Regions from separate parts of the Homo sapiens genome. Here region 2 is linked to region 1. The links are chromatin loops, found by intact Hi-C in ENCODE. Cell type or tissue: heart right ventricle. All regions are shown on one strand. Links, peaks and the distances in the headings refer to the core of each region. The heading gives the core; the rest is flanking DNA. Region 1 overlaps NPEPPS (aminopeptidase puromycin sensitive). Region 2 holds the start of NPEPPS (aminopeptidase puromycin sensitive).

Region 1 (4,388 bases), core at 223-4,222:
TACTAAAAATACAAAAAAAAAAAATTAGCCGGGCGTGGTGGTGCCCACCTGTAATCCCAGCTACTTGGGAGGCCGAGGCGGGAGAATCGCTTGAACCTGGGAGGTTGCAGTGAGCTGAGATCGTGCCACTGCACTCCAGTTTGGGCAAGAGAGCGAGACTCTGTCTCAAAAATAAAAGAAAAAAAAAATGATGCTTTGGCACTAAATTTGTCATCTGCTGTTACAGTAAGTAAATCACTAGATGTAAATGCTACCAGATGAACAGCCTGTCATTAGTTCAGACCAGTTTAACATCAAGATCTAAGAGGTAAAATCTATCATAGCCAAATTCTTTACATCATTGATATCTGGCTAATGTTCTGTTTTAGAAGAACAAACTAATCATTAGTGTTCTTATACCAGATCATCAAATTAATTTATAATAGTGAAAAATTGAAAATGAATACTGTACTTATAAAAATGCATTATTGAAAGTTATATTTTAAGAATATATCATAAACATGTTCTTATATTTAAGTGAAGAAAGCAGACAAAGCAGAATTATCCTAAAAAATATATATATATATATGGCTGGGCACAGTGGTTCACGCCTGTAATCCTAGCACTTTGGAAGGCTGAGGTGGAGGTTGCAGTGAGCCCATATCGTACCACTGCACTCCAGTCTGGACAACAGAGCAAGACTGTGTTTCCAAAAAAAGGGGGTGGGGGAGAACCCCTGGAAATACATCAAAATGGTAGTATTAATTAATGATGGTTTCTGATCAGTGGGATTATGCATCTTCACACTTTTTAACTGCAAAAGCAGCACATACTGAATGCAGAATATCTGAAAGACAGAGAAGCATAAAGAAAAAAATAAAATTACTACTATATGTACATTAACAAATCTGGAAAGAGAGCATGTTATACATGCTGTTTTTGCTACCTGCTTTCTAAACTATAGGTAAGTTTTATTTTCCTCTTTATACTTTTCTAGTCTCTAAATCTTCCATAGTATATATGTATATAAAATCTTTTCATAGAAACAAAATGTTGTAATTCTTAAAAATTAGAACTATAAATGTATAAGAGCTATGTCTCCAAGACAATTTAGACTCTTTTGATCTTTTCTACCCCTTAAGATTTAACACTGACCAGAGTGTCTGGAGACCTCATCAAAGCTCTCAGTTTCCTCTTCCTTTCGACACTTTTTTTTTTTTCAATAAACAATTTTAATTTATAAGAAGTAGAGATGGGGTCTCGCTGTGTTGACCAGGCTGGTCTCTTTTTTTTTTTTTTTTGAGATGGAGTCTCGCTCTGTTGCCCATGCTGGAGTGCAATGGTGTTACCTCAGCTCACTACAACCACGCCTAGCTAATTTTTCTTTTCTTTTTTTTTTTTTGAGACGGAGTCTTACTCTGTCACCCAGGCTGGAGTGCAATGGCACAATATCGGCTCACCACAACCTCCACCTCCCAGGTTCAAGCAATGCTCCTGCCTCAGCCTCCTGAGTAGCTGGGACTACAGGCGCCCGCCACCACACCCGGCGAATTTTTGTATATTTAGTAGAGACAGGGTTTCACCATTTGGGCCAGGCTGGTCTTGAACTCCTGACCTTGTGATCCACACCCGCCTCGGCCTCCCAAAGTGCTGGGATTGCAGGCGTGAGCCACCGCGCCTGGCCTAATTTTTCTATTTTTAGTAGAGCCGGAGTTTCTCCATGTTGCCCAGGCTGGTCTTGAACTCCTGGCCTCAAGTGATCCTCCCATCCAAAGTGCTGGGATTACAGGCATGAACCACCACGCCTGGCCCCTTTGGACTCTAAGCAGCAGTGCAGTAAAATAGACAGGACCTTGGGAGATCTGGGTTCTAGTCCCAGTTTTGCCTCTAACTAGCTGTGTGATCTTGACTAAGTCCTTCATCCCTCTGGGTCTCAGTTTCCCCATGTGTAAAATGAGATGGGTGGACAGATAATTTCTAAGGCCCTTTTCAGCTCCAATATTCAAGGTCTGAACCTCTGGCTTTCAGGAAGCGTTTTCCTCCATAGAGAACTGTTATTCTAGTCCACTAGATGGCACTCTAACACCACATTTCAAATATACTATGAATTAATGTTTTTTAACTCTGCCACATTATTCCTAAATTACCATCATAAGACAACCCTCCTCATCTCTTACCAAGTGGCTTCTTGAAGAACCATGATTCGGCCTTCATTAGAGCTATTTCCATAGTGAAGCTGATTATCGTGAACTCTCTTGTGTTAAATAAATGCAAACTCTGAATAAATACACATACTTGTGGAAAATCTTAAAAGTGCCATGACATGAAAATATCAATGTATCTGCCATGAAATTTACAGAACCCCTATTTTTTTCCATATCATCATGGAATAGATGGAAAAAAATCAAATATCCCATTTCATACATATCATTTATAGTATACAGGTTCACAGAATATTAAGACTGAGAAGGGACCTTAATGTTCAGGTGGAAAGTAAACCCAAATTTAACTTTTTTTAGGGTCTTTTTTAAGATAGGGTCTTGCTCTGTCACGCAGGCTGGAGTGCAGTGGCACAATCATAGCTCCCTGCAGCCTTGAACTCCTGGGCTCAAGCGCTCCTCCTGCCTCAGCCTCCTGAGAAGCTGGAAATATAGGTGCATGCCACCGTGCCCAGCTCTCCCAAATATAACTTTTATATTCTTAGAAAGCAGGCCAGACATGGTGGCTCATGCCTATAATCCCAGCACTTTGGGAGGCCGAGTCGGGTGGATCACAAGGTCAGGAGTTCGAGGCCTGCCTGGCCAATATGGTAAAACCCCGTCTCTACTGAAAATACAAAAATTAGCTGGGTGTGGTGGCGGGTGCCTGTAGTCCCAGCTACTTGGGAGGCTGAGGCAGGAGAATCACGTGAACCCGGGAGGCAGAGGTTGCAGTGAGCCAAGATCGTGCCACTACACTCCAGCCTGGTGACAGAGTGAGACTCCGTCTCAAAAAAAAAAAAAAAAAAAAAAAGAAAGAAAGTAAACCTATTACAACATGGGTAAAGCAGTACATTTTGAGGTACAGTTTCTTAAAGTTTTTATTTTCAGACATCCTAATCATTTTTCAGAGGATTTGTTTAAAACCAAAATATCAGAATTTAGATCTGCAATTATGATCATTAGAGCTATTTCTACAGTGAAGCTGATTATCATGAACTCCCTGTAAGTCAGAAGAGTGTTGTTAATCCATGAAAGGTAGAGACAGTAAAGCACATTCCACTCCTGTCCTAAGCGTGGATCTTTTAACAAATGGGTTTTTAGGCACATTTTGCACATTTTATTTAATGATTAAAAAGTAGATTCGGCTACCTCCACCTCTAATGTAGCCAGTGCACTCAAGCCATTTCTTTATAGACCGGAACTGTATGAATAGGGACTGGAGATAGCATTTGCTTCACAGTACTACTATTGATTCAAAGTTGCAAACACTGCTGCCATTATGAGGACATGGAAAGTTTTATCTATATTTTGTCTAAGTCAGAGCTTAATTATATGCCAATTACTCTGGGAAAACTAGAGAGGCTATGAAGGCAGGTGAATTAATTTCCTGTCTATTAATAAAGGACCCTGCCATAGCTCAAATGCTTGAGACACTTGATCATCATCTGTCTATCCCTTTTCTAAGCACAAAAACAAACCTAAGCACAGAACCTAAGCACAGAAACAAACGTTTTGCTTAAAATGGGCAGAACCCCAAGTAAGTTTACACTGAAGATAAAATTTAAAGAAAGTGACTTGTTAATCAAAACGAACATTTATTTCAGTGTTAAAATTTCAGCTGGGCACAGTAGCTCATGCCTGTAATCCCAGCACTTTGGGAGGCTGAGGTGGGTGTATCACTTGACCCCAGGAATTTGAGACCAGCCTGGGCATGGTGAAACCTTCTCTCTACAAAAAACACAAAAATTAGCTGGATGCGGTTATCACACTCCTATAATTCCAGCTACTTGGAAGGCTGACGCAGGAGGATCACTTGAGCCTGGGAGGTTGATGCTGCAGTGATCCATGATTATGTCACTTTAGCCTGGGTGACAGAGTGAGACCTTGTCTCAAAAAAAAAAAAAATAATAATAAGATTTCAGATGCAAAAAGTGAGTAAAAAAGGCGGGGAAAAGTAAGATGTCTTTGGCATCATACTGATAATACTGATATAACATATATGGATAGACATAATTCTCTCACAGTTTTAAAATACTTGCATGTCTACAATATGCATCTTTCTTTTCTAGGACTGTCTTTTTTTTTAACCATTTAGAGGTTTACTGTGTGTCTATCCAAGTTCAAAAGCAGGAAATGGGAGCCTTCTCAAATATACTTACTTTTAACATAATATCTAAAGTAGTGCCATCACCATGCTTCAAAACAGTC
Region 2 (4,388 bases), core at 112-4,111, 85 kb after region 1:
TATATCAAACACTCTAGTCACTTGGCTTAAGCCACAGTTTCCCAAATAACCTTCTCAAATTCTAATTTAGACCCAAGATGCATTCGTTCTGATTCATATTCTTAATGGAAAAATTTTAAATCACCTGATTTTCACTAAGTTCTGCCTTTTGATGCTGCCAAATCCTAGAGCCCTCTTGCTTTCACACCAGTGCTCCAAATGTGACAGCTATAGTTATCTATCACAGATAAGTATAGATAACTATACTTTTAAATTCTGTACTTTTAGACATATTTTTAATCTGAGTACCGTACCCTCTTGGTTTTTCAAAGACAACTACCAACATTCAATTCATTCGAGCACCAGTCTTCACTTCATTTCATTACTATATACACCATGTTCTTTAAGGTGGGAGCCTACTGATTTCCCCCGACCCCAGACTGCAGTAGGAAGAGAAATGAAACAAAATATATTTACTAACATTCTATTTACAGATAACTATCAAACAGTTCCCATTTTTATTACAGGCTTCCTATTACATAGTATCATAAATGCCTATTGTGCAGGATGTTTGTCGGGCATCTATACTGATGGTCTCCAAAATCAAACAATACTTCAGATAATGCTGCGGGAGGAGGGAGTGGAGTATGATTCACCAAAAACTGCAGTGAAGAGTAATGGAATATTTTCACCGGTGGTATGTTATAACTAATAGCTTCTTTCTTTCCTTTTTTTTTTTTTTTTTTTTTTTGAGACGGAGTCTCACTCTGTCGCCCAGGCTGGAATGCAGGAATGCAGTGGCGCGATCTCGACTCTGCAACCTCTGCCCCCCGGGTTCAAGTGATTCTCCTGCCTTAGCCCCCGAGTAGCTGAGATTACAGGGGCCCGCCACCACGCCCCGCTAATTTTTGTATTTTTAGTAGAGACGGGGGTTTCACCATGTTGGTCAGGCTGGTCCCGAACTCCTGACCTCAAGTGCGCCCGCCTCAGCCTCCCAAAGTGCTGGGATTACAGGCATGAGCCACCGCGCCCAGCCAGCTTCTTGGGAGAGGAAGGTACTGCTAAGCAACCATCACGGTAGCAATAAATCCACCAGCTTCGAAGGCCGCAAAGCTAGGAAGATAGGTGGAAAAGCGGAGATGGGGTCCTCCCGCAGCTTCTCTGGAGGTTAAGAGAGAACAAAGTCACTGCTGCACTGTCACTTGAGGGAAAGGGGGAGGGGGCGGATCATCTTGGAAACCCAGCCCCTGGGCTGGAGCAGGCGGGGAGAAGTCAGCGAGGCTGCCTGGGATTAACATTCTCGTTCTCACCCTCTCCCCCCCCTTCTAGAAGCTCCCCTCGTCGCTCCAACGCGGCGGCCAGAGTCCCAAATGACCACCCCCTCCAATCTATCACCCGAGAGGTGTAGAGAGAAACCAAAGAAAGAACTGAGTCAGGTGGTTGAGGCAGAGCGGGGACTCCCATGACCTCTCCGTCCTCCCCCAACACCCTCCAGCCTCCCCCGGAACACTATCAAGCCCAGAAGGGTCCGGGGCGGGGGGGAAAGCCCCACACAGGTGTGCTCGCCGGGGAGGGGCGCAATGGCCGGGCCGCCGGCTCCCCAGAGCTCCCGCAGCGCGGCCCCAGCCCGAGCCCCAGCCTCAGCTCCGGCCACGGTCCCTGCCCCGGCCCCAGCCCCAGCCCCAGCCCCAGCCCCAACAGAGCAAGGCAGAGCACGCCGAACCCGGCGCCCTGCGGCCGCCCAGCCCCGACCCGAGGCCCGCCCGCCCTCCCGGCCGGGCCCTGAGTCCAGCCCGCGGGCGCGGCCTAACTGCTCGCCCCGCAGCTTGCCCCGGGGCCCGAGGGTCGCTGTACCTGGGCGGCGGCCTCCAGCTTGCCCTCGAAGGTGAAGTCCAGCAAGTCGGGCTTGAGGCAAAGGCTGTAGTTGATGGGGGAGACATCGGCAGGCAGCCGCTCGAAGGGCCTCTTCTCCGGCATCGCGGCGAGGCCCAGGCTGTGGAGGCGGCGGCGAGAGGAGCGGCTGAAGACGAGAAGGAGGAGGGGAGGAGGCGGAGGGCCGAGGAAGAGCAGGCGGCGAGCGAGGGAGGGGGCGGCAGCTGCCAGCCACATCCACCGAGCGCGGGCGACCGCCGGAGGAGAGCGACCGGGGGAGCCTGGGGGGCGGGGGAGAGACCCAGCCGGAGCGCTAGGGGCTGGGAAGGAGGCGGTGCGGGCGGACTGGCGGGCGGGCTGCCTACGGGGAAGGGGGCGGAGGGGAGGGAAGGGGAGGAGGGCCCGCAAGGAGGGAGGGAGAGGGGGAAGTGGTGGCGGCGGCTGCGTGCGCGGCCCCGCCGGCCGGGCGCGCCCCCGTGGAGTGCGCGCGCACGCCTGGGCAGAGGGCGGAGCGGCGAGGACGAGGGCGCGGCCGGCGGGGCGGGAGGGCGTCGGGTTGCTCGCGCGAGCGCAGGGCTGGAGGCGGGCGCTGCACCTGTCGGCGCCGCTCAGGACTGGGGGCGGCCTTCCAACTGGAAGGAGCCGGGAAGGGCTTGATCAGAGGAAGGAAAGGCATAAGGGGCCCTCGGGAAATTGAAGCCTACGCAGTTGGTCAGTTCAGCCAGGGTCGCATGCATAAAATACCAGTTACAAGCAAAACCCCAAACTGGATTCTGCCTCCAGGTCAGCGAAAAGCCCTGACTTGAGGCTCTCTGGCCTTAGTTCCTGTTAAGTAGCAAATTCAAAGGATGATTTGAAAGTTTTGTTATAAAACCTTTAATAGCCGGGCGCAGTGTCTCACGCCTGTAATCCCAGCACTTCGGGAGGCCGAGGCGGGCGGATCACGAGGTCAAGGAGATCGAGACCATCCTGGCTAACATGGTGAAACCCCGTCTCTACTAAAAGTACAAAAAATTAGCCGGGCGTGGTGGCGGGCGCCTGTAGTCCCAGCTACTCAGGAGGCTGAGGCAGGAGAATGGCGTGAACCCGGGAGGCGGAGCTTGCAGTGAGCCGAGATCACACCACTGCACTCCAGCCTGGGCGACAGAGCAAGACTCCGTCTCAAAAAAAAAAAAAAAAAAAAAAACCTTTAATAATCTAGGTTACTTCAACCAATGAGATTTGGACTTTTGAGGGAGTGATTTCAAAAACTGTATTTTTGTTTCCATGATTTAATGTTTAAAATGGGATGTTTCGGGCGGTCGCGGTGGCTCACGCCTGTAATCCCAGCAATTTGGGAGGCCGAGGCGGGCGGATCACAAGGTTAGGAGTTCAAGACCAGCCTGGCCAATATGGTGAAACCCCGTCTCTACTAAAAATACAAAAAAAAAAAAAATAGCCGGGCTTGGTGGCGGGCGCCTGTTGTCCCAGCTATTCGGGAGGCTGAGGTAGGAGAATCGCTTGAACCCTGGAGGTGGAGGTTGCAGTGAGCCGAGATTGCGCCACTGCACTCCAGCCTGGGCGACAGAGTGAGACTCTGTCTCAAAATAAATAAATAAATAAATAAATAAATAAATAAAATGGGATGTTTCACCTTTTCCCCATTTTCATCTTTGTTTCTTTTTAAACTAAAAGATCCTTCAGCAATCATGGCCTCTTTAATGGTGAACTATCTGTGGCTCTCTCAGTTCTGTAGATACCTTGCAAATTGAGGAGGTATATATACAAATGCATATATATATATATATATATATATATATAATGTAACTGAAATTATCTTTAAAAAGGGGGGCCAGGGCCAGGTACGGTGGCTCACACCTGTAATCCCAGCACTTTGGGAGGCTGAGGCAGGTGGATCACGAGGTCAGGAGTTCGAGACCAGCCTGGCCAATATGGTGAAACCCTATCTCTACTAAAAATACAAAAATTAGCCTGGCATAGTGTCATGTGCCTGTAGTCCCAGCTACTAGGGAGGCTGAGACAGGAGAATCGCTTGAACCCGGGAGGCGGAGGTTGCAGCGAGCCAAGATCACGCCACTACACTCCAGCCTGGGCGACAACGAGACTCTGTCTCAAAAAAAAAAAAAAAAAAGTGGGCCCAGGTGTGGTGACGTGTGCCTATGATCCCAGCTACTCGGGAGGCTGAGACGGGAGGATCACTTGAGCCCAGGAGGTGGATGGAGGCTGCAGTGAGCTGTAATGGTGCCACTGCACTCCAGATGACAGAGTGAGGCCCTGTCTCTAAAAAAATAAAAATGAAATAACAATTTTAAAAATGTTATTTAAAGTGTCAAAGGCAAGGAGATTTATCCATAATCTTCATATTTCTTTATAGAAATTTCTCAGATAGAACCCAGTAATTTCCAAAACTGAATGTAGTATGTTGTAATGGACCAGTACTGTCCAGCAGAAACATACTATGAACCACTAGGTAGTATTAAATCTTATAGTAGCCACATCACAAAAAAGTAAAAAGGAAACAAATGAAAACACATCTT

Evidence for each region. A loop is a pair of places that touch in the nucleus more often than their neighbours do. Peaks named below come from ENCODE experiments on the same cell type or tissue, not always from the same donor. Only the 100,000 strongest peaks of a DNase experiment are listed, where the experiment ranks them.
Region 2: it touches region 1 in a loop (4-fold over the local background); 4 of 110 quality-filtered maps call a loop at or near these places.

What each region holds. Positions count from the first base shown.
Region 1 is chr17:47,613,677-47,618,064 of GRCh38, reverse strand. NPEPPS (aminopeptidase puromycin sensitive) reads right to left here. Exons shown (of 23, transcript NM_006310.4): 19 at 4,340-4,388. Among named protein-coding and RNA genes, the nearest start is that of KPNB1-DT, 34 kb to the left of the region's middle. RefSeq lists an enhancer at 1,583-2,084. In heart right ventricle, for the core only: CTCF peaks have their summits at 1,835 and 2,037 (motif pointing right); no DNase peak of the experiment used is centred there.
Region 2 is chr17:47,529,001-47,533,388 of GRCh38, reverse strand. NPEPPS (aminopeptidase puromycin sensitive) reads right to left here and starts at 2,281. Exons shown (of 23, transcript NM_006310.4): 1 at 1,834-2,281. The coding sequence starts at 2,088. RefSeq lists silencers at 1,412-1,591, 1,622-1,771. In heart right ventricle, for the core only: no CTCF peak of the experiment used is centred there; DNase peaks (open chromatin) are centred at 1,218, 1,658, 1,768 and 2,288; H3K4me3 peaks cover 2,626 bases; H3K27ac peaks cover 2,524 bases.